5 separate regions of the Mus musculus genome follow, and all the other regions are linked to region 5. The links are chromatin loops, found by intact Hi-C in ENCODE. Cell type or tissue: gastrocnemius. All regions are shown on one strand. Each heading gives the region's core, and the rest is flanking DNA. Links, peaks and the distances in the headings are about the cores only. Region 1 has its middle 20 kb from the start of Gm36884. Region 2 has its middle 75 kb from the start of Gm30041. Region 3 has its middle 11 kb from the start of Gm29862. Region 4 overlaps Lrig3 (leucine-rich repeats and immunoglobulin-like domains 3). Region 5 has its middle 41 kb from the start of 1700025K04Rik.

The links. Peaks named below come from ENCODE experiments on the same cell type or tissue, not always from the same donor. Only the 100,000 strongest peaks of a DNase experiment are listed, where the experiment ranks them.
Region 1: a loop joins it to region 5, with 9 times the contacts of the local background. A loop is called at or near these places in 13 of 42 quality-filtered maps.
Region 2: a loop joins it to region 5, with 3 times the contacts of the local background. A loop is called at or near these places in 7 of 42 quality-filtered maps.
Region 3: it touches region 5 in a loop (4-fold over the local background); 17 of 42 quality-filtered maps call a loop at or near these places.
Region 4: it touches region 5 in a loop (6-fold over the local background); 5 of 42 quality-filtered maps call a loop at or near these places.

What each region holds. Positions count from the first base shown.
Region 1 is chr10:125,721,983-125,727,959 of GRCm38, forward strand. No RefSeq gene overlaps it. Among named protein-coding and RNA genes, the nearest start is that of Gm36884, 20 kb to the right of the region's middle. In gastrocnemius, for the core only: a CTCF peak has its summit at 3,493 (motif pointing right); DNase peaks (open chromatin) are centred at 3,522, 3,958 and 4,783.
Region 2 is chr10:126,166,222-126,172,198 of GRCm38, forward strand. No RefSeq gene overlaps it. Among named protein-coding and RNA genes, the nearest start is that of Gm30041, 75 kb to the left of the region's middle. In gastrocnemius, for the core only: a CTCF peak has its summit at 3,739 (motif pointing right); a DNase peak (open chromatin) is centred at 3,737; H3K4me3 peaks cover 715 bases.
Region 3 is chr10:125,782,331-125,788,307 of GRCm38, forward strand. No RefSeq gene overlaps it. Among named protein-coding and RNA genes, the nearest start is that of Gm29862, 11 kb to the left of the region's middle. In gastrocnemius, for the core only: a CTCF peak has its summit at 2,724 (motif pointing right); DNase peaks (open chromatin) are centred at 2,714, 3,268 and 4,727; H3K4me3 peaks cover 1,861 bases; H3K27ac peaks cover 801 bases.
Region 4 is chr10:125,999,211-126,005,187 of GRCm38, forward strand. It overlaps Lrig3 (leucine-rich repeats and immunoglobulin-like domains 3), which reads left to right. Exons shown (of 19, transcript NM_177152.5): 10 at 879-950; 11 at 3,191-3,262; 12 at 3,732-3,895. Among named protein-coding and RNA genes, the nearest start is that of Gm29997, 22 kb to the left of the region's middle. In gastrocnemius, for the core only: no CTCF peak of the experiment used is centred there; no DNase peak of the experiment used is centred there; H3K27ac peaks cover 2,619 bases.
Region 5 is chr10:126,327,621-126,333,597 of GRCm38, forward strand. No RefSeq gene overlaps it. Among named protein-coding and RNA genes, the nearest start is that of 1700025K04Rik, 41 kb to the right of the region's middle. In gastrocnemius, for the core only: a CTCF peak has its summit at 3,168 (motif pointing left); a DNase peak (open chromatin) is centred at 3,138; H3K4me3 peaks cover 216 bases; H3K27ac peaks cover 282 bases.

The DNA of each region.
Region 1 (5,977 bases), core at 1,046-5,045, 610 kb before region 5:
TCCAGAAAAAACACCATGTGTCTACTTCAACAAAACCATCCCCTTATAAGACAGTTTCCAGAAAAATATTACATGACACAAGTAATAGTCTCCGAAGAAACGATAAATTTCCATTTCAGAGGCAAATGGGTGAGAGAAACTGAATAGAATGCATAGAGGACTCATCTACGGCCAGCTGGTTCTCTCCTGAGAACCAAGAGCACACTTAGGACACAGGAAGTGTCCCAAAAATTGAGCAACCACTTTCAGAAGAATAAAACTGCACCTCTATCTCTTAGCAGTTACAAAAACCAGTTCAAGTAACTTAAATATAGACCAGAAACTATAAAAAAAAAAAGGCTAGGGGGAAATGTACAAGATATTGGAATGAAAAAGAATACTTAGAAGATTTCAAAAGAGAGATGGGAGGAAAAATAGACAAAGATGACTCTATCAAGCTTTTTAGCAGCAAAGGAGACAATGTGAAGCCTTCAGAAGAAGAAAGAACATTTGACAACTTTATAAACACATAGCACACTCCAAAAGTTAGATCATAGCAATAGTAACAGGTAAGCTCAGGGAAACCCTTGGAAAAGAAGGCAAAGGAATGTAAGGGCCACAGGGCCTGGAGGGCACCAGGAGGACACAGGAGGACACCCTCTGTAGGAGGTGGTTCTGATGTTTTGATTGGGAATCTGCATGTAAACCCTGAAGGTCCTCTTCCCCAATTGGTTCTTGATCAATCAATAAAGATACTAATGGCCAATGAGCTGGGCAGAATAGATGGGCGGGATCTCCAGTTTTCCTGCAGGCAGGCTAGCAGAGCAAAGGGAGAAAGTTTTCACCATGCTTTGGAGGAGCCACAGCCATGTGAGATCTAGTGTAGAGTGGTCATTGGCCACTTTCTCAACTGGGCCTGGGGTAGCAGATGGGATATTCGAATGTCATAATGTGATAGCAGAGGAAGGCGTCTAAGAGCCCAACCATTGAACTAAAGTGTATCAAAGATAAGCTAGTGTGTGTGTGTGTGTGTGTGTGTGTGTGTGTGTGTGTGTGTATGTGTGTGTGTGTGTTTGTGTAAGCTAATGTGTATGTGTGTGTTTCATCCATGGATCTGAGGGAACCTGGGTGGAGCTGGTAGCATGGTCCACCTAGAGCTTAAAGCAGGGTAGCAAAATCTACACACTATAGCCCTCTATCAACTGGCCAAAGTTTGTATGTATTCATGGACACTGGAGCAGCACCAGATATGTCAGTATTGTTCTGTTCTTTTTTTTTTATGTCTCTACACTGCATTGTAGTGCTAAAGTAAACAAAGTTATTATACTACAGTTTACTTTTATATACTGTGTGCTTTTATTGAAGTTCCCATATATTTTTCTCTAAAAATAATTTAGTAACACAGAGATAGGTTATTTCTCTGATAGGTTATTTCTCCTCCAGTGAAATGAGCCAATTCAAGCCAGATTAGAATATATTAAAGGCAGGTTCATTGGGAAGCTGCTCTCAGGCAGGCGAGTTCTCTTGCCCCAAGGAAAGAGGCCAGGGAAGTTGCCACAAGGGGGAGGGGGTTGCACAGAAGAAAGAGAGAAAGGACAAAAAGGTGTGTGTGTGTGTGTGTGTGTGTGTGGAGAGAAGAAAAGGACAAGAGAGAAGGAGAGGGAAAGGGAGAGAGGGAGAGGGAGGAGAGAGAGGAGAGGGAGAGGGAGGAGAGGGAGGGGAGGGGGAGGGGGAGATCTGGATTATATAAGGAGGAGTCTCTAGGGGAAGGGCAGCCCAGCTCTGGGCTGGAAAGTTCAGGGTTGGAGGAGGGGTATGCAAGGTAGGGACTGAGGGATGTAGGGAGAACCTGGAGGCCAGGTCCGCTTTAATATGTAAAATATGCACCTCAGTCCCTTGTTTTGGGGGTCTGGAACCAAACACACAGTTTAATACACATACATCAAAATAAAACATACATGACATATGGGTTGTGAAAAACATCAATATTGCTAATCAACAGGGAGATGCAAATCAGAGCTACAGAGTATTACTCCAATAAGAATTATTGATATCAATGTAACAAGAGACCAAGAAATGCTGGTCAAGATGGGAAGGAAAGGAACCCTGGTGCACCATTGCTAGAAATATAACCTAATACACCCATTATGGAAAATAGTATTGGGGTTCCATAAAATAAAACTACTGTATGATCCACCCATCTCACTACTGGGTATCCAAAGGGAATTTAGTGGGCACATTGAAGAGACATCTGCACTCTCATGTTCACTGAAATGCTGGGATGGTTTGTATGTGCTTGGCCCAGGGAGTGGCACTATTTGGAGGTGTGGCCCCATTGGAGTAGGTGTAACACTATGGGTGTGGGCTTTAATACCCTTGTCTTGGCTGACTGGAAGTCAGTATACTGCTAGCAGCCTTCAGATGAAGATGTCAAACTCTCAGCTCCTCCTGCACCATGCCTGCCTGGATGCTGCCTTGCTCCTGCCCTGATGATAGTGGACTGAACTTCTGAACCTGTAAACACCATCCCCAATTAAATGTTGTCCTTATAAGAATTACCTTGGTCATGGTGTCTGTTCACAGCAGTAAAACCCTAACTAAGACAAATGCTATCCATGGGAGCCAAGCTGAAGAAACTCTCTAAGTTTCTCATGGTTGATGGATGGATACAGTGAATATTAAAGTGGATTACTTACTATTCTGTCACTCACAATACAATGTGATCATTCAAAAATATAAATAAATAAATAAATAAGCACAGATGAAAAACCAGAGATTGTAATGTTAAATGAGATAAGCCAACAACAGAAAGCCAACTGCCTCGAGAGTTCATTCATAAATGGAATCTGTATGAGATATAGAAAATAAGGGTAAGGTGTTTGGAGCGAGTGGAAAGGGTGGGTTAAGAAATGTTGGCTAACAGGCAGTAATGTACAGTTATGGAGAAGGAAAATCTGGCCCGCCGCTGCCCAGTGGGGTCACTGGATGACAACAGCACTGTGTGTTTTAAAAAGCTCCAAGGAACGATCCTGTCTGTTCTCATGATAAGCAAATTATACGTGTGTGAGGAATTAGATGCGTCTGGATTTCGTATTATGTGATATGTGTACATACAACAGTGTAAGATGGTGCTCCGTCAACATGTACAATTGTATGTTGTAATGTATCCCCTAAGGAATTTTGGAAGTGGCCATTTAATTTATTTAATTCAGTAAAACATGATGCTGTTCTGGGACACGCAGCTCCGTGGCTAAGCACATCTTAGTTTGCAAAGGGCGATGGGATCCATCCTCCACCCATAAAAACGTACACGTAAGCCCAACTATATGTGCTATCTTGCATGATAGCAGATTGATTTAACTCAATAATAATTCGATTCGCCTACCTATAAGTAAACGTTAAGACACAGTCATTGCAAGTTGCAATGTTCGTGTGTGGTTTTTTTTTTTTTTTTTTTTTTTTTTGTACTGACCACTAGAGGGCAAGACAATCTAGCAGATTCGAGTAAGCCTAATTTTACCCTACAGAGGGCGGTACCCACCACGCTGGGCAAACGCGCCCACGTGCTCCACCAGGTCCCAGCCACTCACATCTGCCTTCTCCTTGAGGGTGATTGAAGAGCGGAAGAAAAGGCTACGGTCCTCTCAAGTAAACAATTTGTTGGCTGGCTCTTCTAAAGTTATTAGGGAAGTAGGTTCAGTTAAACAATTTTATTTTTCTAGATTTAAGTAGTTTAAGTCTGAAGTGAGAAGGAGGGAAGTCTCGAGTTTGAAGATAAATCTTCACAAAAGGGGAACCAGGAAACATGTGAAAATCATCTCCAATCAAAGGGACCCAGGGTTCCGCCTTGCCTGTTCTATAAACACACAGCATGGGTTTATCCTACAAGTCAAAGTCTTGAATTAGCAACATAAATAACCCTCCAGGGAAACAAAGGAAGGCTATGGGGGAGGGGCGGGCAGAGGGAAATCTCGAGTCTCAGACCCAGCATCTGGGACAAGGCCCAGCGTCCCTTCTGCTCAGCCTCAGTGGCCTGAACTGACAAGAGTGGGTGTCAAGTGCGGCTGCTCCTGACTTTCTCACACTGACTTAGCCCTGCCTCAACAGATGCAAAGCTCCTCTCTCTCCCTCTATAGGGGAGAATCTCTTCTACCCAAAGTTGGGATGGGAAGTGCGCATGCGCACAGCCACACAGGCGCCATTCTGTACAATCCTCTAACTTTAAAAGTGAGCCAAGTAAGAGATGATATTTCGCTGGCTCTTTAAAAATCTGTATTTTCTTTTCTTTTCTTTTCTTTTCTTTTCTTTTCTTTTCTTTTCTTTTCTTTTCTTTTTTCTTTTCTTTTCTTTCTCTCTCTCTCTCTCTCTCTCTCTCTCTCTCTCTCTCTCTCTCTCTCTCGCTCTCTCCCTCTCTCTCTCTCTCTCTCCCTAGCTCTCTCTCTCTCCCCCTTCCTTCCTTCCTTCCTTCCTTCCTTCCTTCCTTCCTTCCTTCCTTCCTTTCTTTCTCTCTCTCTTTTTTTCTTTTTGTTATTTGTATGCATCTCTACAACTAGTATTTTGAAGATAAATTTTTGACCCTTTCTTGAAAGAAATCAACAAACGGGGGGGAAAAATAAAAACTTCTGTTAAATTTTCTCTTTTAAGAAAGAAAACCAGGGCTGGACTAACAGGAGCGTGCTACGCTAATCTTTGGTGCCGTGGCACAAGGGAGTAAACTTGAGACTAGACAAGCAGAAATGTCTCTGACCCTTCTCTCATCAGCTGAGGGCTGCCCTGTCTGGATCTAGGGACAGGAAGGACTGTGGCCAGCAGCCAGAGATGCCTGAGCTGAGGCCCCGCGAGTTCCCCCAGCTTTGTAAACTGTTTTTTTGTTTTGTTTTGTTTTGTTTTGTTTTGTTTTATTGCACACTCGATCTAGCAAATGTTTCCTTGATTCTCCACTCGTCATCAAGTCTGCCATCAAACATGTAAGCTGATCTCTTCCTTGGGGTCACCTAAAAACAATATGAAGTAAGTTTATGTATGATGTCTGCTTAAGCTGTCTGCTCACAGCAGTCCCAGGTTCTGAACCTCATAGAGACAAAGGGAAAAGAAATTCTTCTCCTACGGAATGGAAAGGGGCCGATTTGGGGATACTTGACAGGGGTTCTTTTGACACTGTTTTTGTTTTGGATTTTGTTTTCCTCACAAAGTTTTTTTGTTTTTCGTTGTTTTTTTGTTTTTGTTTGTTTGTTTTGTTTTCCTTAGCGAATATTTGTCTTTAGTGTTGAGATTATGTGGCTGCAGCTGATCATGTATTTATGACATGTGACCTTGCACGGTTACACCTGGAATGTAGTGGTTAATCCCCACAGGAACAGGCTGTCCTCTTTCTCCTCCACGTGGTTGAGATAGATGCATGGTTGAGATAGATCGAAAGAAAAAGAGAGAAAGGGGCGGGGGAGGATACATCACCTTATCATTGGCACAATTGGAACCGCTCTTTGGGATAGAGCCAGAGAAACCAGTGTGAACTCAGACGCAATATCTGAGGGAGGAAAAAAAAAAAGGGAAACAGATTCTGAAAATGATTGCTAAATTACTTTCTGTATATAACCTTATCTTTTTTCAATCTTTCTCCGAATAAGAGGATTCACAACTTTAACTCTACCATAGACTATATCAGAGACTCCTCTATAAATCATCTAAGGACCCAATTAACTTTGGGGAGAAGAAGACAGAAAAGGACTTCATTTATTTGTGAACATGGTTTTTAAATTTTACACTACATTTTCATTTTATTTATTTGGTGTGAGTGTGCGTGTGTGTGCTGGGGTCAGGGTGGGACATGTTTGTGAATGGTGTCAGAGGTGCTCCCCTCTGCTGGTCACATTTTCTACTTCCCCTGAGAGATGGCTCCCTGATGAAAGAGCACAGGCTGCTCTTGCAAAGGACCCAGGTCCAGTTCCCAGCATCTACATGACGACTCACAACCAACCACAGGGAAGTCCAGTTCCAG
Region 2 (5,977 bases), core at 1,257-5,256, 160 kb before region 5:
TTATCCTGATTGGTCAGTGGGAACCATGTAGTGGTGTCCTGGCTAGTTTTGTGTCAACTTGACACAGCTGGAGTTATCACAGAGAAAGCAGCTTCAGTTGAGGAAATGCCTCCATGAGATCCAACTGTAAGGCATTTTCTCAATTAGTGATCAAGGGGGAAAGGCCCCTTGTGGGTGGGACCATCTCTGGGCTGGTAGCCTTGGTTCTATAAGAGAGCAGGCTGAGCAAGCCAGGAGAAGCCAGCCAGTAAAGAACATCCCTCCATGGCTTCTGCATCAGCTCCTGCTTTCTGACCTGATTGAGTTCCAGTCCTGACTTCCTTTGGTGATGAACAGCAATGTGGAAAGTGTAAGCCGAATAAACCCTTTCCTCCCCAACTTGCTTCTTGGTCATGATGTTTGTGCAGGAATAGAAACCCTGACTAAGACAAGTGGCAGCCAGGACATCAAAGGGTACTGACGGAGTCACAGGGTAACATCACAGCTCCTTATTCTACTCTTAGAGTACAGGCAGACCACTACCAAAACACATATGTTATACACAGGGTTGCCATTTAGCTTAGGGACTGAGTTTACATAGAAAAACTATTCTATGGAGAGTTGGAAGGAAGCTTCCAAACAAATGGAAAGAAAAGAAAGACAACTGGTGGATGTCAGCATTGAAATGGTGCACATGTTTATAAGTGTTGGGCAAAGGTATGATAGCTTTTACCATATAATATGTCATAAGTACATCAGTGAACAATTAATGACCTGCCTGAAATGCTGGCCTGTGATCACCAGTCCATTAGTCAGTAGAAGATGCAAAGAGAAGCCTCACACAAATCTTAGAGCTGAAAAATTAGGACTAATAACTCCTAATAACTAATAACACAACAGATGGGATCAACAGTTAAGTGAGAAGAATAAAAGAAAAAAAATCAATGAATTTGAAGACAGGGTAACAGAAATAAATCAGTCTGAATGGACAGAAACCAGTCAACAGAGATCCCAGAATACCAGGGACCATGGAACTGAAGCAAACGATCTAGTTTCTGTCACTGGAGTCTTGGGGCAGAAGAGAATTCCACTTGAAGAAATAATCAGATACTACTCCAATTTGGGAAGAATTTAAAATAAGACAAAGCCGAAGAATCCATGCAGAGCCATACTATAGGCTTCTAAAACAAAGGACGGATTTTATATAGCAGCCAGGGGAGAGTGGCATCTCCTATGGGGAGAAGCAATTCAAGTGTCTGCAGGTTTCCCATCATAAACCGTGGAGACCAGGAGGAAGTAGCTCTTTTCCTTCTCTCTTTTCTTTCTTTCTCTCTTTTCTTTGTCTCTTTTCTTTTTTTCTTTCTTTTTCTTTCTTCCTCTTTTTTTTATTTAGTCAGTATAGAATTCTATTCCCAGATTTTTTTTTTTTAAGTTTCCTTTCAAGAAAATTCAGGAATGGAGAAATGAAGACATCTCAGATGAAGGGAACTTAAAAGGATTTGTTTCCAGCTTGCCTGAAAAGAATAGCTAAAGGGTGCCCTCTAAGAAAGAAAGAAGACATCAATCCAAAAGGCATGCGGTACAAGAGAAAAAGGTAAGTGAGAATAGAAGTAAGCATAGAGCCTTGCTTTTCATCTACAATTTAATGTGAAAATTCATCTAAAATGTAGATTCTAAATCCTATCGGATGCTTGAAGCAAAGATTATAACACTGCAGTACAGATGTGACTATGAGCATGTGAGATGAACAGGGAAGGGGAAAGGGTGGAAGGGGAGTACGTTTTCTATTCTTCACTTAAAATGTTAGAACTGCGCTGGAAGCCGTTGATAAGTTTTGCAAATATGAATGGAACAGAATGGAAAACACTACACTCTGGGAAAGAGTCTGGAAATTTCTTTAAAGACTGAAACCACAGCTGTAATACAACCTTGAAATCCTCCCCCCGCCCCCCGACCCCGGGAGTATTTATCTCAGAAATGGAGACTCAGGCTGGGTGTGGTGGGAACAACAGTAATATCAGCACTGAAGACACTGAGAGAAAGGTTGATTGCACTGAGTTAGAAGCAAACCTGGACTCCCCAGCAAAACGCCAGAGTTGGAGAAAGAGTATGGCAGGGCCGTGGCATCCACGAACTCACAGTGGCTGTGGCTACATGCCCAAGATGTGCAAGATCAAAGCACTAAAATCTCAGGGTGGATGGGAGAGAGGCTCGTGAGATCTCGCCGGTGGCTGAGGAGCTACTGGCAAAAGAGTCAGTCTCCAAGTAGGAGTGCTCCAGCAGATGCTCTTACATCCAGGTACATGCCCAGACGCACAAAGTGGACTCCGTTTAGGTTCATAACAAAACATCCTGAGACGGAGAGGTAGGAAAAAGGCGGGGAAGTGCAGGGAAAAGGGGATGAACAGGAGAAGAAGGAATTGTGGGTGAACTTGATCAGATTACCTTATATGCATGTGTGAAGTTTTTAAACAGAGGCCAATTAAAACTAAAGGAAGGATGTGGGGCAAGGGAATGAGCGTGGCTGCGAAGGGTACGAAGGGCAGTGGGGGCTCATCACCGAACTTCCTAGGTTAGGTCTACGCAGCTGGAGATGCCTTGCGCTGGGGAACACTGACAAGGAAACATGGTAGCAGGAAGCACAGGGTGCCAAGGGCTCCACGCAGAAGGACTTCCCTTCAGCACCCCTCCTAGCTCCTTCCTATGGTGCGCTTCCTCAGACTCAAGGGTGGCTCTCCTCTGTAGCGGGAGGTGTGTCTAAGTCCTTGCTGGCTTTACTACAGCTACTGCTATTCTTGTTTTATGTCTGAGGAGCCCGGAGCTCGGAGAGGTTATCTGTTAAATGTCACCCACCTTGTAAGCAAACAGGACTTCTAATCTGAGTCTTTCATCTGGCTAACCTCAACTTTCAAACTCACTTAAGCATCACAGTGTGCCGCTTGGATTCCTAGGTACAATACACGAGGACAGAAACGGTACAAATAAAATCAGGGGAAAGGTGAGTTAAAGCCGGCAGCAGATTCATAGGAAGGACAGCTGGAGTGGTGTATGGAGCGCTTCGGTGTACAATGAAAACTGATTCTAAGACGTAGGCAGGGTGGGAGGGTGGTGCAGGGGCGGGCAGGGAGCGGGTGTCAGCCGACAGTGTTCCACTTACCACCAATATTATGGAAGTGACTTGCTTTGAATCAAGATGGAAATTTCTACTTGTAAAGTAAAATAGAGCCGCATTAAAAAATCTGTTTAGGAAGTCACTCGTGCTTGGATAGACAAGACAACATGTTTCCTAGCAGATAGAAATGACCGGAATCGTGTAAAACCGCAGGATTTCAAAGGCGCAAATGTTCCGATTTGTTCATTTCCAGTTTAGACATTCGCTTCCCTAGAGCATGTGTCCTATAAATAATGTAACACCCAATATAAAACCTGGCGGGAAATACAGCCCATTAAACTTCTCCCATTGTGCTTTCTTTATCTGTCATATGTTTAAATGCGGTTTTATTAACTGTGATAATTGCTCCTTTAACTGCTAATGGTAGCGCGATACTGGTAAAAACCAGCTTGGAAGGCCGTTTCCCACCTCCCCCAGCAATCCTACGAGACTGAGTATAGGATTCTTGAGTTCAGGAAGATTTGGGTTTCTTGTACGTGGCTTAGTTTGGTCTCTTACCCAGATAGAAAACGAAGGGCTTTGCTGACACATGTGTGGATTCACCTTAATAAATAATAGATGGTCCAAGTCTGCAATCCGAGACTAACCAGTAGGGGGCAGTACTGGTGTTCTCTGGTATGGTGCTCTGGTAGGCAAGAGCGCTTGCTTTCCGCTTTCCGTGGTTAAAGTGAGTTAAAGTATTTCTGGTGGCTTCTCTTGCCATGTTCAGAGAAAAAAACACTGATGTTGGTAACAAGAGAAGGGAAGGCTGTTGTTTACTGATCCTAGATCCCACATCTCCCTGCTGATTTGTCTTGTTTATTTATCATGCCTTCTGATTGGGAGCCTCCTCCCCTCCCAGGAAAGAATGAAGTGGCTACCTTCTGCAGCAAATACTTCAAGGCCTTTTCACAAAAATGGAGGTGGATAGGTATTTCTTTCTTTCTCCCTTCCTTCCTTCTTTCCTTCCTTCCTCCCCCACCAGGTTCTTCAGCATGTAAAGGAACTTCTTCAAAAAGCAACCATCAACATAATATTAAATAGGCAAACCCAGCCTTCAAGAAAGACTAAGGCAGAATTATGGGTTTGAAATCATCCCATTCTACATAACGGGTTCAAGGCCAGTCTGAGATGTATAGCCATACCTTGTCTCATCAAACTAACCAAAAAGGTAAAACTAAATGTACATTTTGGGTTTCATTCTTATGAAATAACCTTTAAAAATCATCTCAAGAAACTGAGGAAGGTGACTGATTCGAAGGTGCCTGTGTGTTGCAGGACTGTGAAAAGCCAGGAGAATAAACAGTTCACAGTAGGTCATCAGAGATGCATAGAGGAGATGGCAGGACAGATGAAGAGCGGAAGAGAGCAGATGTGTGCGAAGGAGAAAACGAGCAGGTAGTGCAAAGCCCCCTGGGAAACAGAAGCCTGGTCTAAGAGCTAGTCAGGTAGCCCTGGTCAGAAGAGTCTAGCAATGTAACCCACAGAACAAGCCCACAGTTCTCACTAGACTCAAATCCACCCTGGGTCTCCGTTGAAATAGTGACTTCTCTGGCACATTGTGTCCTAACTCACTTCAGAAAGTCCAGGATGCAGGAAACTGTGCCCCTCAACAGGAGATTGGGAGTTGGATCACCTGAGGTACTTTGGCAGCCTTTGAGATCTGCACGCGATTACCCTCTAGGGCAGCCTTGCTGCTATAAGGGTCTCTGGCAGCTGGACTGAGGACATGAAACCTGACAGAGGCCTTGTCTCTCTAGTAGATGTCAAATGCTTATCAGCTGATTGGATTCTTTTTTTTTAAAAAATATTTTTATTAGGTATTTTCCTCATTTACACTTCCAATGCTATCCCAAAAGTCCCCCATACCCCCCCCCCCCACTCACCTACCCATCCACTCCCACATTTTGGCCCTGGCGTTCCCCTGTACTGGGGCATATAAAGTTTGCAAGACCAATGGGCCTCTCTTTCCAGTGATGGCCAACTAGGCCATCTTTTGATACATATGCAGCTAGAGTCAAGAGCTCCAGGGTACTGGTTAGTTCATAATGTTGTTCCACCTATAGGGTTGCAGATCCCTTTAGCTCCTTGGGTACTTTCTCTAGCTCCTCCATTGGGGGCCCTGTGATCCATCCAATAGCTGACTGTGAGCATCCACTTCTGTGTTTGCTAGGCCCCAGCATAGTCTCACAAGAGAGAGCTATATCTGGGTCCTTTCAGCAAAATCTTGCTAGTGTGTGCAATGGTGTCAGGGTTAGATGTGGAGAAAGCATTTGACAAAATCCAACACCCATTCATGATAAAAGTCTTGGAAAGATCAGGAATTCAAGGCCCATACCTAACCATGATAAAAGCAATCTACAGAAAACCAGTAGCCAACATCAAAATAAATGGTGAGAAGCTGGAAGCAATCCCACTAAAATCAGAGACTAGACAAGGCTGTCTACTCTCTCCCTACCTATTCAACATTGTTCTTGAAGTCCTAGCCAGAGCAATTAGACAACAAAAGGAGATCAAGGGGATACAAATTGGAAAGGAAGAAGTCAAAATATCACTTTTTGCAGATGATATGATAGTATATATAAGTGACCCTAAAAATTCCACCAGAGAACTCCTAAGCCTGATAAACAGTTTCAGTGAAGTAGCCGGATATAAAATTAACTCAAACAAGTCAATGGCCTTTCTGTACACAAAGGAAAGGATCTTTACCTATCCTAAATCAGATAGGAGACTAATATCCAATATATATAAAGAATTCAAGAAGATGGACTCCAGAAAATCAAATAACCCCATTAAAAAATGGGGCTCAAAGCTGAACAAAGAATTCTCACCTGAGGAATACCGAAT
Region 3 (5,977 bases), core at 1,069-5,068, 550 kb before region 5:
CAGTGTATATCAAGCATGTCAAAGGGCCACCTTTGTCACTCGGGCCTAAAGTTTTCAATACTTGGTTGCTTGAGTGCTGTACCAGAATGCTGGCCACACTACCGGTAGCTTCTTGCTTAACTTCTGCCATGAGGAACTATAGAAATAGAGGTAACTAAAGGTTTCTCTCTTCTCAGGGCAGCACTACCCTGGAGTCAGAAACGGTTAAGTATTTGTTGACCTTATTCACGTACAAATTCAACTTTAGGTTCAGCCTCCTTATCATGAGTCATAAAAACTGCAACTTTCTGGGCTAAGGTTCAGCATGCGAAGCATCTTAATAAGTTCCATGCCCAGATGTTTAAGAAAAGAATGGGCCATTGTTTGTGACCGAGTACTAGTTGGAAGACCCAGAGGGAACATTTGACAGGATGAATGTCTTTTCTAAGGATCCTGCAGCCAGCTGGACATTCAGCTGAGCCATCAGGAGACTCAGAATATGGGCATTTCAAAAGTAAACGCCTCCTCCCCAGTCCCTACTCCACACAAAGTGTGGATAGAAGTGGGTAAACACGGCACATTTACTGCTTAACGTCTAGATGATAATCATTTCTGGGAGTGTGAAATAAAGCGGAGATCTTTAAGATCTTTAAAAGATGAAGGTATCCATAGATTACCGCTCTCCCCGCTTCCAGTTCAGTCTGACCCTTTTCTACTTGACAACAGACACTAAGATGTATCCGTACGGAGAACGTCCCCAGATGTGATAACAAACAGAAACGAGGAAGCGTGCATGCTTGATGTCCTGAGTGCTGACCTCCACACACAGCACATTTTAACATACTGGAAGAGTCATGTGAAGGTATTTTCCTCCCCAGCTGAAGCAATGATTTGGAGATGTGTGCATTTGGAAAGAGGGAGCCTCAATTGAGAAAGTGCCTCCACCAAACTGGCTGTGTGCAAGCCTGTGGCTCATTTTCTTGACTGGTGATTTTGATGTGGAAGAGCCCAGCTCACTGTGGGGTGGGTGGTGCCACCCTTGGGATGCTGGTCTGGAGTGCTATGAGATGGCAGGCTGAGGAAGCCATCACAGGAGCAAGCCAGTAAGCAGCCCTCCTCCATAGATTCTCCTTCACTTTCTGCCTTGGGTTCCTGCCCTGGCTTCCCTGGATGCTGATGCACAACCTGAGAGTCATAAGCTGGAATAAACCCTTTCCTTTCCAAGTTATTTTTTGTCATTGTGATTTACCAAAGCAATAGAAATGATTTCTAAGGTTTTAAGACAGACTTCATTAAACACAACATCTAAAAAGAATTCATTAGCTCACTGCATATGCCATGCAAGTTTCAACCTCGTCATTATTTAATGTAATTAAAGACATGGGAATCTACATTAATAGATGAGAGTGAAGCCACTAACCTCATGCAGAGAGTCCCCATGAGCTGTCTTCGTGTGGCTAGGAAGGAATATGTTTAGGATTTGCCTCTAATTTCCAAACACCAAGCTACTGTGTAATTCTTCACATTAGTGAGTTGGGAGATGTACCCCCGAGTGGTAGAGTGCTGTCTTTGCACTCCTTTCAATACCCAGAAATCAGAAAAAGAACCCCAAAACAAAAAGTTCACACTCAGACACATATACACCATGCCAAGGTAAGTGAACAGGCATGTACACACTCATGGGACACTCGTGTACACAAAACAAACTTTAGCTAGTTTCTTTCAGAATGTATTAAAACCATGAAAACTTCCAAAAATATGATTAATGTTTGTTGCCTTGCCCTGTACTGCCTGTGGCCCGACCCTACCTGCCCTTGGGGGTTGGAGGTGAAGTGACTTTGAGTCAAAGGCACAGACTCCAGAAGCAGGTGAGAAACTCATTTGAATGCCTCTGCAAGCTCCTTTAATACCTTCCAGTAGGGCTCCATTGGTCCCAAGAAAGCATCTCTTCTAAACAGCAGCTCCCAATTGACTGGTATTGCTGCCTGCTTCAGCAATCCTTGATCTCCAGGCAGCCTTCAATTGGGTCCTCCTGCAGGAGATGCCTTTGCAGCTGGCATTTATGCAGAGGCCGCACTGTTCCTCCTACAAATGATAAATCCATGGAAAGTCTGAATTGGAATAAATGCACTGAGAAGTCCTGACAATCTTTTGCAATGTATTTTAAAACATTGCCCAAGAAAGGACTCTTGCATTCATACCACATGATCCAGTAAAGTGAGGTAGGCCTTATGAAAAAAGGGGAATACTGACCACCACATCCCAGATGCTTGGTGCTTTTATTGGTCCCAGCTAAGGGTCTTCTCCATTCCTTCTTGAGAAGTTACTAAAGCATGAAGACATGATCTACCGTATTTGTTCATAAACAATTGTATGATCTTTCTACTACATGTGACCATCTCTATCAAGGCTCTAGTGTTTGAACAAAGTACGTTGCTATTTAAGTATAGAATGCATTAGACAACTCACGTAGCCCATATAGAGGATGCTTACTTACCATCTCCACAGCCACAGAGATAACTGAACCTATCTGTGAAATTTAAGAAGAATGGCAATGACCTTAAGAACTAAATTTTATTTTTTTTTTAACAGACTAAAGAAAGATACATTTTCAGGTTTATTATCTCTGTGGGCATTTGTGATGTTTACAGAGGACCAATGACCAGGAGGTGGGGGAGGGGGCAAGTGTGAGTTTCTATATCACTAACCCCAGTAAGGGTGCTACACCCTAGCACAGCTGACAGGAGGGGGCATTGTTGCTCTGTGGAATTCATGTACTAGGTCACCATCAATGCTAATGGGAAAGGGGTCTGTGTTTAACTCAGGCTATAACAAAAATACAAAACTCTTTATGCAGCAGAATAGCTCTAGTAAAAAGGCAGGTCGACTCCAAAGCTATTGTGTGCAGCTTTTCTCAACGGCTTTAAGATGGCAGCCAGACTTTTGACACCTTAAATTTGATTTGGTGGTAGGTAAACTTCATTTTTTCCATGGGCATCTCCCCTGGGAAGTTGTCTTCTGAAATGCAAAAGCAAAACCTCTGCTTTGGGAAGTTTACAACCATGATGAATTCATTTTTACTCCTCTTGGATAGTATTCACAGCGGGGAGAGTTGCAGACAAGACGAACAAAAATAAAATATCCCAAGACAAGCAGTTTCAGTGATGTGGTTCCAACACCGAGCCTGCCAGAGATCTCATGGCAAGTCCCATTACTGAGATACCTCCTGCCCGGAGGAGTTTGGAAATATACGTGCACACGCTGTTGGCTCCGAGCCTCTGCTGACGTTCCTCTCGCCCTCTCTGACACCCCTCCACCCCCAGCTTAGCAGTTTAATCAAATCTATCAGAAGAGACAGCTGTGGTTCCATTTTCATTCTGGAGATAATGAGCCGGAGTCTGTGAGCTCTCCTCCAAGCCACCTCCCAGACAGACACCTCATACACTGACAGACCGGCCTCCTGGCCAGCTGTTTCTCACTATTTGAAGCTGATTAGACCTGCAGCCTTTGAGGGCTAATAGCCGCTCTTAGCATTTTGAGAGGGCCACAACTTGAAATAGCCTCCTCCCTTTGGTGGTTCCCACAGCTCTTCACTGAACCATCCAGGAAATGTAAACAGGACACTACTTCACACTCCTGAGAGCCTGCGATGTTAACTTGTTTGCCCGACACTCACTGAGTAGCTTAATTAATTATCTGTGGGTGGCAGATTACATGAAGTCACCCTAGCCCATTAAGTATGCATTTCCTGCATCTAAGTATATTATGAAAACATGGCCGTGTTTTCTTCTGGAGTTCAGAGTGTTTAGAGAGCCTGTCTTGTTCTTTAAGGCCTGGCTGCTTCGTATTTACGTTAGACTGATCGAATTTCAAATGTGAAAGTAAAGATAAAGTACCTGAAAACGTTAAATCCAAGCCATGCGTCATTTGAACAAACTTCTGACAGACACAGAGGACTTGCTAGGGCCTTCCCCACACCCCCAAGGCCACAGAGGATCCCTGTGTGTTCACCCTCCTGGGCTCCTTGCAAAGAGAATTCTTTGTGCATTACGAAACCTTCAGACGAGGTTCCTGTGGGCCCCACCTGTGGCTGAAAACACTTAATTTGGGGTCTGAGTTCCTTTAAGAGACACTGCAATGCCCTGTCTGCCATCTCTCCCCCTACCTCGGTACTTATTTTCAGTTACATCTCAAAGATTAACAAACTGATGGCGATTAAGTTCTCAATAGGTGCTTCGTTGTTAGACTCCGTAGAAGAAAGCTCAAGGAGTCTTTCTAGGACAAAAACATCGAGAAAGCAAAAAATGTCCTTCATGCCTGCTAATAATTTTCTCTGTTCTGCACATATGTTTCAGACCACAGGAGTGGGGTGGAGTTAAGCTACAATACTATCCTTATTTTGGAGAAGGGAGGGGTCCCAGCTAAGCTATTCTAGTGGGAATTAACAGAGAGAGACAGAGAGAGACACATGACCGAGAGATTTTTGGTGTGTTTTTAGTTTCTAATTGTACATGTATTTCTGGCTTTTTTTAAGGAAGGACAGAGCTATAGGAGATCTGGAATCAGAACCTAAAGTGACCTACATAAAAGCAACGCTCTGATTCCCTAATTAAACCAAGCTGCGGCTGCGGGCTCTGCAAATAGCTGCCAAAAATTCATCCATTCAATCTTCCGCTTATCCTCCAGGAATGCAGAGGGGCGGGGAAGGGGGCGGCGGGGAAGCAGAGGCCGGGGATTGTCCTAGCTCATGTATTTGCTCTCCGGTGAGGGGGTCCTGCGTTCCCGGAGCACAGTCGCCTGGGGTTGGAAAGGATCGCGTGGGGGAGGGGGCTGGGAGGCAGGGGACCAGAAGGGGGATAAAGAGAAAAACAGACTAAATGTTTTAACAGCTGCCCTATTTTTCTTCACCTATTTTGCCCAGGGATCTGGTTTCCTTCTGGGAGGAGGGCTCTCCCTGGGTCCAGGCTCGCTCCGCAGGGCCTGTTTACTCGGAGAACCACAGTCCTCTTTCTCACCTTGTTTAAGTCTTTACTTTTGAGGGAACTCAGAGCAGGAAGAAGAAACTGGAATGGTTGCTGAGCTCCGAATTTTAAGTAGAAACTGGGAACAAAGTAAAGTAAAATAAAATCTGGCCCTCCCCACCCCCCCGCACCCAGTCTCCTCCTGCCAGTGCTTCTTGGACAAGAAAAACTGTTCTTCAGCGAAGATGGTCCCTCATTCTCTCATTCTCACATAACTTCCTTTAGCTGAGCGTTGCAGACGGTATGTTAATTGAGTATTAGATGACGAAGCTGCAAAAATCGGAGGGAATAGCGCTATTAGCCAGACACTCGGGGATTCCAGCACCACACAAAGGTAAAAACCAAATGGAAAAGACCAGCTATTTATTTTTTGCTGAAAAGAGTTTGTACTGTCACTTGGGGGTTTGCTGTGGAGAATTTTCCCAGACGAAACATTTGCCGACTTTCCCTCGATTTCATTCACAGACACGCCACCTAAACATACATTAGCAGCGCCTAGTCTAGTCTATCAGAAACTCAACGCTCCGGGAGGAATCCTTACCGCCAAACATAAGTCTTAACTGTTGCCAGGATTCAGTTACGCAAGAGGACTTTGGGAGACCCAGGTACCTCAAAATGGAGCACTCCGAATTGGTATTCACGACATGTTCCTCACTAGGGTCATGCCCAGGGAAAGCTGCAGTATTTGTCAGGGTTTAGCCTTCCCACCTCTGTCTTCTCCACTCAGTTTCAGCCTCTTAGCCAGAGACTCCAAGCTTCTGTCCCAACAGAGCATTGCCACCTAGACACTTCTGCAAAGAAGCCTCTGTCATAGGCTTCTTACTCCCAGTTTCAGATCACTGCGTTCGCATCACATACCTTTCCACTATTAAAATAAGTAATAATAATGATGATGATGATAAATAATTGTGATGCTTTCATCATTTTTTAAAATAGTTTTGTTTCTAGAGATTGAACCTAGAATCAAGCGTGCATGT
Region 4 (5,977 bases), core at 1,140-5,139, 330 kb before region 5:
GGATGAAAGGAAGAAAATTCAATCCTGGAATTTGTCTAACTATTCATTCTGATACCTAGATAGGAACTTGCAAATTATGTTGGCTGTTACTCATTAGGGACGGTCACTGTGTAGAAGTGACTGTCTTTAAGAGATGCAAACACTTTTTGTTTTGCAATGAAATAGTCTTATAGACTGTTCTGTTTTCAGTTGATGATGAAGGGCATTTACAGAGAAAGAGTGGGGGAGCAAGCTGCACTGGGCGGGAGTGGGCAGTGTGATCCCCAGAGAGACTTCCGTAGCACCTGTGTTAGCGGACTGCACTTGCTGATGACTCTTCTATTGCTGTGATAAAATCTGACCAAAAGCAACTTAAGAGTTTATTTTGGCCTATGGTTCTAGACAGCTAGCTGTCTACCATGGTAAGAAAGCCATGGCGTCTGTTAGCAGCAGGAAGCTGAGAGACCACATCTCCGTTGCACACACAGGAAGCAGAATTGGTGCCAGACTATTAAACTCTCAAAGCCCAGCCCCAGTGACATACTTCCTCCAGCAAGTCTTCATAGCCTAAGCTTTCCATGGCAGTTCTGCCAGCTAGGGACCACATGTCCGAATACATGAGCTCACGGGGTCATTTCTTATTCAAACTGTTACATGGAGGAGTCTGTTTAGTACTTTGAAACCCGTGTTTGGTAATGTTACTGAATGAGATTCGAAGAGTCTAATCTTTCAAGTTACTGAACAAGATATGAAGAGTCCAATATTTTGGGTTACTTTGTTTAATTCAAGATAATAGTATTGCTCACCAATGAAAATAGTCATTTTTATAAGAATTCTGCTCCTAAAATGGCTTTCTAAAGTTAACTACAATGTGATTATATCTCTTGCCACCCCTGTAGAATTCTCCAGGGAAACCGGATTCGATCTATTACCAAAAAGGCCTTCGCTGGTTTGGACACATTGGAACACCTGTGAGTATTTGGAATTTAGTTCTCCTAAGGGTGCTCCAGGAGGGGTTTCTGTTTATAAAACAGTTGTGACAATATTCTCCCCATGTTGGAAAAGCTATTTATACATCTACCTGCCATTTGTCATCTTGCTTTCTGTCTACCATCAGTAGGTTATCTCTGAGCTTTCTTAGGATATAGTCTGGAGATATATATATACACACACACATACTATTTAGTACTTAACAAGAATTCTGTTCAGTAACTGTTGCTATTGTTTTAAAAAGTTAACTAGAATCCCTGAAGATTCGTGGGTTCTGTTTGTTTCCAAGTTAAGATGACTTAAATTTTAAAGAACAAGAAGAAATCCTTGGGAGTGCCACGGTGGGGATTTGAGGGCAGATGGTGGTATCTTGAGAAACTCTGTTGTTGTAATTACTTGATGTAAAACATACAGCCGAGATTTCTCTGTTTTTTTCTCCTGGTCTGCACTCATCAGTTGTGGACTGCCAGGAAAATAGGCTTTCTCTGGCTTCACAGAGATCCTATTTATCCCTTTATCCCTTTCCCCCTATATCCTGTATCCCTTTAGCCCTTGACCGGTTATGGTCCTGGGTCCATGTGGGTCTCAGGAACCTTTGGCACACATTTTTTAAAAATGAGATTTCTGGGTGGAAGGTTCTCAGCTACTTAAAGAAGACATTTAATATTGTGCAAGCTGGCCCAATGAACTGTTAGTTTCCTATTTGGATAGCCAGATCACAATGTAGGTTAGACTGTGCTTGCTTTATTGAGGAATGCTGTAGCCAGCAGTTTCCCTATGTGTTAACTTGGACACATGCTATCATTTAAGTGGACATTTGGATTGTGCCTCACCGGGACTGTGAATTTGGGTGTGATCTGTCTGTTGGCAACCTTGTGGGCATTTCCCGACACTGTACCAGTCGTTCAGAGAGAGAGAGACACGGACTGCCAGCCCCACCTAGGACAGCGCAGCAGTTAGAAATGGCAGAATGAGTCTGCAAAACTGAGCGCCACAGCATCAGGCCAGGATTGCTGTTATTGAAACAGATTGTTTTCAAAGGAAAACTAGCCAAAGGGTTTGTCAACTGGCCCGTTCCATTTCTGGGAAAGTGGAATTAGTGGATCAGCAGAGTATTAACCTCTGCTTCAATTTTCTTTAACCTTCCCTGACTCGCCCAGACTCTTTCCCTATCCAAGTCTGGCACTTTTGGTCTTTGTTTTCTATTTCTACATGTCTCATTCAAAATCCCCTTTGTGTGCTGTGAACCCTGTGTGTGTGTGTGTGTGTGTGTGTGTGTGTGTGTGTGTGTGTGTGTGTGGTATGTGTGTGTGTGTGTGTGTGTATGTGTGTATGTGTGTATGTGTGTATGTGTGTGTGTATGTGTGTGTGTGTATGTGTGTGTGTGTATGTGTGTGTATGTGTGTGTGTGTATGTGTGTGTGTGTGTGTATGTGTGTGTGTGTATGTGTGTGTGTATGTGTGTGTGTGTATGCGTGTGTGTCTGTGTGTATGTGTGTGTGTGTGTATGTGTGTGTGTATGTGTGTGTGTGTATATGTGTGTGTGTGTGCATGCGTGCACGCGGGGGATGGGGGAGAGGAATGTAACCATCATGGCTGGCAATTGACTTCAAACTGCTATAAAGTACCAGTTAAAAATAAAGCCAACACAAAATGTCCTCCCATTTTATAGCTGTCCTGCCTGAAACATTACTTGGTTTAATAAACACATTGCTGCCTTTGCAGCAGTGAGCTCTGTGGGACAAAATCAGGCTGGAATAGAAAATAATGGGCTTAACAACCTCCTTCCCCCTTCATGCCAAGCTGCGTAGTGAAGCCATCTTTAGCTGAGTTGCTTTGGGGATATGTGTGATAATGTATGCTAAAATCACTCGGCGCAGCACGTTATCACAGAAAGTGGGCTACCAGTGTTGTTTCCTAGGTTGTACCCCTAACTAATAGTGAATTTGAATAATGAGAAATGAAATGAGACAGCAGGCAGATCAGCCTGAGAGCCCTGAGGAGTGGACATCCTGGGCGGGTGACACAAGTAACTTCCCTGACCAGACTCTGGGTGCCTTGGTCGGAGCTTTGTGAGGGGCTTCTCTGCGCTTGTCCCGTTTACACATTTCAGCATGAAGTGTTTGGTTGGTGAACAGCCTGGGTTGTAGGGTGTGGCCCAGGCTTTAAGGACACACACCCTGGCCATAGTTCACCAGCGGGTTTGATTTTCTGTCTTCCAGGGACCTGAGTGGCAACGCCATCATGTCTCTACAGAGCAATGCGTTTTCCCAAATGAAGAAACTTCAGCAGCTGTAAGTTTTCCCTTTTTCTGCCCTAAGGGGGATGTCATGTGACGCAACATCTACAGAAAGCGTCTAGCACATTCTTGACATTATTAATGGTTATACCGGGAAACAAGGGGAGCGGGCCATTTATTCCCTTGGTTGCAACTGGAATTTCTTTTTCTGTTTTGAATTTGTAGCTTAAATTCGTGAGACCATATATAGTATGGTTCCTAAATATAGTTCTCGTTTTCCATTAGCTAGGAATTTCTGATGTATCGGTACTTATTCCTCCATAGGACAATAAGAACAGCAAAGACCAGGGGCCCTGCTAGCTCTGTTTCTTACATTTACCGTAGACTGTAGAATATTTACAACATCACACGTTCGGTTTCCTGATCCCCCCCTTCCCCGCTTGCCTCATATTTACGTAGGTTTGATTTACGTTTAGAAATCTGCATTTCATGCAAAACAAAATGAATGTAATTCTTCTCCTCAGGCATTTAAATACGTCGAGCCTTTTGTGTGACTGCCAGCTGAGATGGCTCCCACAGTGGGTGGCGGAGAACAACTTTCAGAGCTTCGTAAATGCCAGTTGTGCCCACCCTCAGCTGCTGAAAGGGAGGAGCATTTTCACTGTCAGCCCAGATGGCTTTGTGTGTGGTAAGTAAAGCGCCATCCTTGGTTTTTATTAATTCTCTTTCATTTCCCGCTCCTTTGTCCAAATGATGGTTTCGAAGAGATCTGTGTCCTCTGAATAAGCTTTTCCTCTTCTGCTGAGGTAGACAAAGTGGATCTGTTGTCTGCCGCTTGTTAAAGTTTTACAGATGTTGGTAGAGTTTTGGTATTTGTTTTAGCATCCGCGTGGTTTGCTGGCAGGAATGAAGTTGGAGCTTGAGAGAGCTGAGAGTCGGCCTGGCTCCCCTTTCACTGCACTTCCCCCACCATCCTGCACCCAGGCAGTGGAGACCCTTCCTGGGTTTTGGTGCCGCTTCTGGAAATGTCATACACACCTTTGTCCGTCATGATACTACATTGAGGCTTGCTCTCTTAATTCTAGAGACTGTTGGGAAAACCGTAGTTCCTAGTAGTCACTTTCAAAGATGGTCCCTGGACCTAGGAACTGCATTTGTCGTGTTAGTGGCAGTCATACCTGGAGGCTTGTGTGTGCTCTACCACTGAGCTGCACCACCAGCTCCCCACCTCTCACCGTTTTCTTTGTTTCTAAATATTTGAGGTGTGTGTGTGTGGGGGGGTCTCAGTGAGTAGTCTTGAACTCTCTCTACAGTCCAGCCTTCTATGGGGTCATAACTCTGAGCTACCTACCAGTCCAGGGAACTTGAAAGCTTCTTAACTGCCATTTCCCCCCTTTTAAAAATCAGTATGCTGTCTTTTAAAAGTTATAAATCCATAAATTCATATAATTATAAATTCATAAAAATCACAAATTCATACACATATATGTGAGGCTATCCTTTTTCAGCCCTTCCCCCACCCCCAAACCCCCTTCTCCCAGAATCTGGTTCCAAGTTTCCTGTCTTTTTGGTGGCCTGCTGTGTTTAACCAGTGTTGTCTGTGTGAGTGAGCATAGATGAGTGAATTATTTACTTGTGAAAGGACAATGCATTGTAGCATGTGACTCCCCATCCCTCAGTAACCATTAACTGCCTATAGCTCTCAAGGAGGAGTAGCACTAACGATGAGCCCCTCTAGCAGCCAAGATAGAAATATTGATGACCCAGCCTTGTATTTTGGGGCAGTTTGCTTTCTGCTCTTTATCCCTGGGGTTTTTTGAGAGGCCTGTAGGAAAAAAATAAATAAGTAGCTAAAGAATTAGGGCTACTGAGACATTAACTGCTGGTGGGTAAAGCATTAGGAATGGCAATTGAATTTGTTGTAAATAACTTAAAGATCCATTATCTTAGCAATCACGAGTCTCAGAATTTGAAGTCTCCCAGAGTTCCTGTATATAGTTAGGAACAGACCATGGTTAAAAAAATAGTTTTCATCTCTGACTCAGCTTTCTGTCAGCTCTTCACTCTTTACAAAAATAAATATGTGTATAAAACACAAAATCTAAATTTGCTTAAATTTAAGTTCATGTGAGGAAATACTACAGACCCACATTTTATACTGACATTTAAGTGTGACTAACACTGCTTTGTATATATATATGTGAGTGTGTATAATATTGTATACACACAAATGTATATATTTATATATATAACTTGTGCATATAATCATGTATTATATATAGCCTATATCACATATTCATATATTGCATATCATCATATTAAATATATTAATATATATATTTTAGGTTGCAGGATTTAAAGGTGTCAGCAAGTTTTTGGAAATAAAACCTCTGATATAGGCTTTGGATGCAAGTAAGCTTTTGGCAATCATCCACAAGGGCCTGCGTTATTCCTTCTTATACCTTTACCCCACAGTCTCCCAGTTCTCTGGCCTGGATATATGAACTCTGCGGGCTGTGAGACAAACCCATCCACATTACCCATAGTGCTTGTCCTTTTCTTTCCTTCTCCATTGTGATCAGAACACCAACGTATGGGATGGAAACCCACAGAGAGAAACCGTCCTATATAACAGGCATGGGCACAGTGTAGAAGGCCGTCAGCTAAGCCATGGTCAGAGCAGCACCCTGCTTCAGCTCATGGCCCCGAAAGCTTGTGTTTTCTGATTAGCTGTTATCCTGAAGTCAGTGTTGGGAGGTCTGGTAGTTTC
Region 5 (5,977 bases), core at 1,274-5,273:
TTAACTTATTTTTCACTAACTTGATCAAATCTGTGCCTCTGACAGATGAGCCACCAAGTCAAGCACAGATGCTCTGGGGGGCTCCTTTTCCCAGTGAATTTCTACTTCATTGTTTCTCACTGACATACAATCTGTGAGGACAAAGGATGGGGAGTGTCCAAGATTGTAAAACACTAAATGCAAACATTTGTTCTATTTTTATTACATAAGCTGGAATTTTTATGTGGATATGTAAAATGATGATTGCTATCTCTTAAATGTGTTGGGGGGGAAGACCAGTATTTGGTGGGTTGGAAATGAGTTATTTGAACCATCTTTAGAAAATCTCCCAGTATTTGGTATTTCAGAGTTTGTACAGTTTTCTTAGGTACTCAAAAAAGTACTTAGCACATAGGGTGGGATTAACAAAGTACTTAGCACAAACAGAAGGAAGAACAAAGACACATAGGAAATAACTACAGGAAGAAGGAAAGGGGGGAGAAACAAGGAAGGGAAACAAAAAAAAAGAAGGTAGGAAGGGAGAGAGGGAGGGAGGGAGGAAGGAAGGAAGGAAGGAAAGACGGAAAGAAAGAAAGAAAGAAAGAAAGAAAGAGAGAGAGAGAGAGAGAGAGAGAGAGAGAAAGAAAGAAAGAAAGAAAGAAAGAAAGAAAGAAAGAAAGAAAGAAAGAAAGAAGTAAAGGAAGGAAGGAAGGAGAGAAAGAGAGAGAGAGAAAGAGGAAGAGAAAGAGGATGAGAAAGAGAAAAGAAAGAATGGAAGGAAGGAAGTAGGGAGGGTAGAAAGGAGGAAGGAAGGAGGGAGAGAGGAAGGAAGAAAGGAAGGGTGGAAGGGAGGAAGGAAGGAAAAGGAGACTAAGATGGTAAAAGAAAATTTGTATCATAAAACAATAAAAAAAATTCCAACTTGAATATACTGATCTTGACACTTAAAAGTCAAAATGAAATGTCCCAATACACACAGATGGGCTCACTGGAGGCAGCCTCGTGTTCATCCAGATATTCAGATGCGGTTCCTCCGAGTCAGTCAGTTTCCATACCTCCGTGTACTGATGCAGTGAGCATTCCTTGTACCTTCCTCATCCCTGAGCTTCAGCCAATTCCTTCTCCACATCCTATTCTTCATGCTCTCGTTTTCTCTCTCTCTCGCCCCTCCCCCATTGGGTCCCCCTCTCCCAATGCTTAAAGCTCCATCCATTCCTAAGACTTGCCTTATTCTGTGGGTTTTGTTAGAGTTAAAATGTCCACCGGGTCCGTAGTTTAGAAATTCAAATATTTTAAAGGAGTCTAAAGAAATCTATATGAAGTTTGCACCAGAATTATCTTTTCTTCAAGATGGCGGCATTAGAGTGGCTAAGTCCCAGTATCATGCATGTGTGCATGTGCTGTGAAGCGGCTTTTTCCTGTCTGGTGGTTTGTGCTTCCATCACTAATATCAAACAAAGAGAACTAACTCCACCTCGTACTGCAGTTTGAATGAAGCCCTGACATTTTTGGCTAGCTTCCTCTTCGTTAGTAGTAGTTCTAGACTCCTGTTGATTTTAATCAGGTCTTGGACTCATAGGGCTCACAGAGCTATCACCCACTTTGGTAGATGTGTGGTTTTTATTATAGTGGAAATTTCTTAACATAGAATTTCCTCTTACGAGCTCTTTCTTACTCCACATAAATGTGTCTTTATCTAAAGCCTTGGAGAATACAAAAGCATTGGCTTTACTGTGGATGATCTCTAAGATGCCCCCCCCCCCCCCATCTCTCAACCCCTCTCTCTTCTCAGCCCATTTGTCAACCCTGTAATTGTACCCGGTCAGCCACCCTTGCCAGATTCCCCAATCTTTCTTTTACCACTCACCATGGCTCCAGCTCTCTGCTCTGCTAATCTCCCTGATGCTCAACGGCAGGCCCCATCCTTCATCTTCCCAGAATCTTCTTTGATTTGCCGCTCTTCCAATTCTGAGAGGCATTGGCTCAATACTACCAGTCACCCCCTTTCCTACCTCCTTCAGCGCCCAGACGTCAAGATGTGTTTTTCTTAAACCCTTCTGATGCCTTGTGGACTGTTAGTTAGACCGTTGTCTTTTCTTTCCCCAGTTTCTTTGTCTTTAAACTTCAATTTTATTTCCAGTGTACCTCTTACTTAGTCCATAAATTGCTTTGACTGTCTATTTTCTGCCGGATCTTGCTTATAAAATTTTTTGTACAAGCTATATCAACAGTGAAGTCCCAGGAATCATTTTAGATATATCTGTGCACAGGGTAGAGGTTGGAGGAGGGGGGTTACTCTTCTCGCATCTACAGTCGGTATTGTGACCCAAGGCAACATGACATAGAGACATGTGGGAGACACTGTGCAGTCTATCTTCTTGCCACCAAAAGAATGGGAAACTGGAGGCAGGAAGCAGGAGAGAGAAATTTTGCCTGAAATGACGGAGAAACCCACACAGTTTCAGAATCCTCATCACCCTACACTATCAAGTAACCCCGATCTAAGGTCAAACAGGAAAACAAGTTACAATAATAATATTAATAATAATAATAAAATAGAATCAGACTATTGCCAAATTGAAAGTTGCAAGTTACCTAGATGACTCATGGTTTTGGTTGCTGTGTAAATTCTAATCATCCTGGCCTTTTGAGCAGAGTAGGGGATTTTATTTATTTTTGAATAGCAGGAAGGAAAGCAGCAGAATAAAGAAAAACACAAGAAGAAAGAAATCTAGTTATGGGCTTTCCGGGACATCTTTCCTGGGTAGGGCAGGTTTGTGATCCTCAGTTTATAGATTTACTTTTTTTTTCCCCCTAAGCAGGCTGGGCCACAGCTAAGCTAAATGGCTTTGACAATTCAAGCGGAGGGTTTAGCCCTAATTCTCCACCCCACTCCCTCCATATAAGGCCAATGCTGAAATTCAAAAAAAAAGGAAAAAATAAAACAGAAGCCAGCTCCAGCTCCACCAGAAGGACAATTTGGGGTATATGAAGGAGCAGTTTGTATTTCTGCTGAGTTCAGAAAAGATTCATTTAGATGCGGCTATGAAATTGAGTAGGTAGCCAGGAACTTAGTGAAATTGCTGGCCTGAGGGCAGAGCATGCTCCGGGCAGCGCCTGCCCTTCACGTAGCGCATGCGCAGTCTGGGCCGAGGCCGGCGGCTCGTGCGGTGCTTCACTGCCACCTACAGGAACTGTGGCCGCCGAGCCAGCGTCCTGGGTCAGGCCAGCCACCCTCTAACAACTTGCTGTGTGTGCTTTCTTACTGGAAGACTGTAGTTAATTTTTCATCAAGAGTAATTACTGTGTGAAAAGTCCAGGTCACTGTTTAATTAACTCCAACGATAAATGAACTGGATAACCTTAAGGGCTTCGTTTCCTTGCTGCAGGAAATTTGCTTTTAACTCCCCCCACCCTCAAGGTTCCTTTTTTAAAAATGAATTAATAAATGCCTAAATCATTAAATCATGCACTATACTATTATTTGCTTTCCATGCACAATTATACAAAAGAGAACGGTTGTCTGACAGCAGAAAGTTTTCCCTAAGTTATTCCCTCCCCCACCCCACCCCCCACAAGGACACTCAGAACTGCATAAATAGAATTCCCTTAACTTGAAGCACGTGTGTGTATCTCGCGGTTGAAATATGATTAGAGGTCCCTATCTCCACAGAAAAGGTTATTACAAGGTATTTTGCATAGAGCTGATTCCCAAGTGATGTCCCCCAAGCAGGAGACATTTAAAGAAGACGATCTTACAAAAGTGTTCTCTGTGTGTTTTCACACTGTTTCTCCGTTAGATGTAGCAGGATACATTTTTGGGTGGGGCTAAGATATCCAGTGAGCCCTGAGAAGTTCAGTACCGAGCCATTTGGTAACCCCCGTGGTGTTTTGGTGGCCGACTTAGCCACTATAGCAAGCCTGAACACGGAGTTTACTAGATCAGACACAACAGTATACGAAACCATTTCCCAACCTCTCCTTTTCTTTCTCTCTGCACAAACAAATCCTTCAAAGACAGTGATTCTAAAACATTTCAAAGGATTCAGAGGGCACAGAAAAGTCGAGCCTGCTTTTCTGGGCTTTCCAGTTCATCAGCCACAGCAGTAATGCTGACTTATTGAAAATCATATGAAAATCGGAGAGATAATTAGAGCTCGTTTCTACTTGGAGCAACAGCCTGAAATTTCCATTGAAAATTTACAAATTAGAGAAAAATTCGGATTTGGTATTATCTCATGCTGGAGAGCCTTACTCATACTCGGGGGGTGAGAGGACAGGGCTGTGCTCTGTGGCTTTGTTGCTGGTGTTTTCTACCAGAATGTTTCCCCCTCCCCTTTGTTTCATCTTTCTCATTTCTTAATTTATTTCCCCTTCTTCTACTGTGTGCTTCCATGAAAGGAACTCTAAATCCTCTTTAGGATGAAGTGCGAATAAAAATAAATAGGTATATAAATTTTGCTCTTGTGTTTTATGGTTCTTCTTTATACTTTTTATTCTTAATCTCTCTCTGGAATCCTACAGGTTTATCTAGAGAGACTAAACAAAGCCCATCAATATGAGTGACTGGCACTCTGTGCTCTGAGGTACAGCTGCCTCACTTGGTAGAATATCCACACCCACCCCGCACTGCTTAGCATGGCCTCTCCACAGGAAACTTCAGCAAGGCCTCCAGAGCTGTTTCTTCTCGTGCACTGTCCTCCCCAGACACTCTAACCAGTTAATACAGACATCCAGTAATCAAAACTTAATTTTCTCTGTCAAGGGTTGAGAGGCCAGAAGTCAAAATGGAAACTAATACATTCCCCAGGGCCATAATGACAGAAGCGTACAGTAAAGGGTCCTTCCTCTACTCTTCAGGCTTCTGCCAGCAACCTTGACTGTCCTAATTCCTAAACTGGCATCCATATCAACTCAATCTGCCCCCTCCTCTTTCTCCCTCTCTCCTCCCTGCCTCTCATACATCTCCCAAGTCCAAATTTCCATCTTCATCATTGGATTAGGGTCCAACATAGCACACTGTGGCCTCATCCTAAAAGTGGTCACATCTATACAGATTGTAAAGGTCACATTTGAGGTATCACATAGGCATAGATTTCAGAAGGACAGCACTCACCTCAGACACCTGTTGTGATGGGCACAGGGGACTCAGTACTCTCTAGAGGGCATGGGTTTAATGACAGTTCTTACTAAAATGAGCTGGAGAGGTAGATGGCTTAGTGATTGAAAGAGAATTCTGTTCTTGCAGGGTACTTAATTCTGTGCCTAGTATCCACGTTGGGTGGCTCAAAAGTGCTAGTATCTACAGCTTCAGGGAATCATAGGTCCTTCTTCTGGCCTATGCATTTGCACACACAAAGCATGCACATACTCGAACACACGCGCACACACATGAACACAATAATATATTTGCAAACAAAGTATGCCTTCATTTCTTAATTCAAATCGTCCCTTTGTTTGTTTGTTTGTTTGTATTTGTTGTAATGTATTTCATTTTAGTGAATACTTTCTGGTATATTTTGGATATTCCCCTCCTTTTCTTTTTCTTTTCAAAAAGGTTTTTATTGTTGTTGTTTTTAAATCAGAATAATATGCCTACAAACAACTGAGCAGACTACTGGCCAGAGACACGGATCTTCACCAGCCAGCTGTCATTTGTGAAGAAACAATGTTAGGTTTCCCTCATTCAGCACACAGCAGTGTCTGTGCATTCTCCATGAGCCATTTCAGAGCACACAGATAACATGTGTTATTAGAGTACCTTGGTTGCATACACCATTTGGAGGACATTTGTAAATACAATCTCTCTCCCACATACTTGTTTTCTGAACTGGGAGCACATGTGTCAGGAAAGAACCCAAACAATGTTTTGTAAGAGCTAAATTTGGAAGCAAGGGGTTGACTTTCCCATCTGTACAGCAGTGTAAAGGTTGCCTAAAGTGAATCAAAGTTCTTGTAATCGGTGACTCTATCAGGAAGGAACAGGATAAAACTGGCA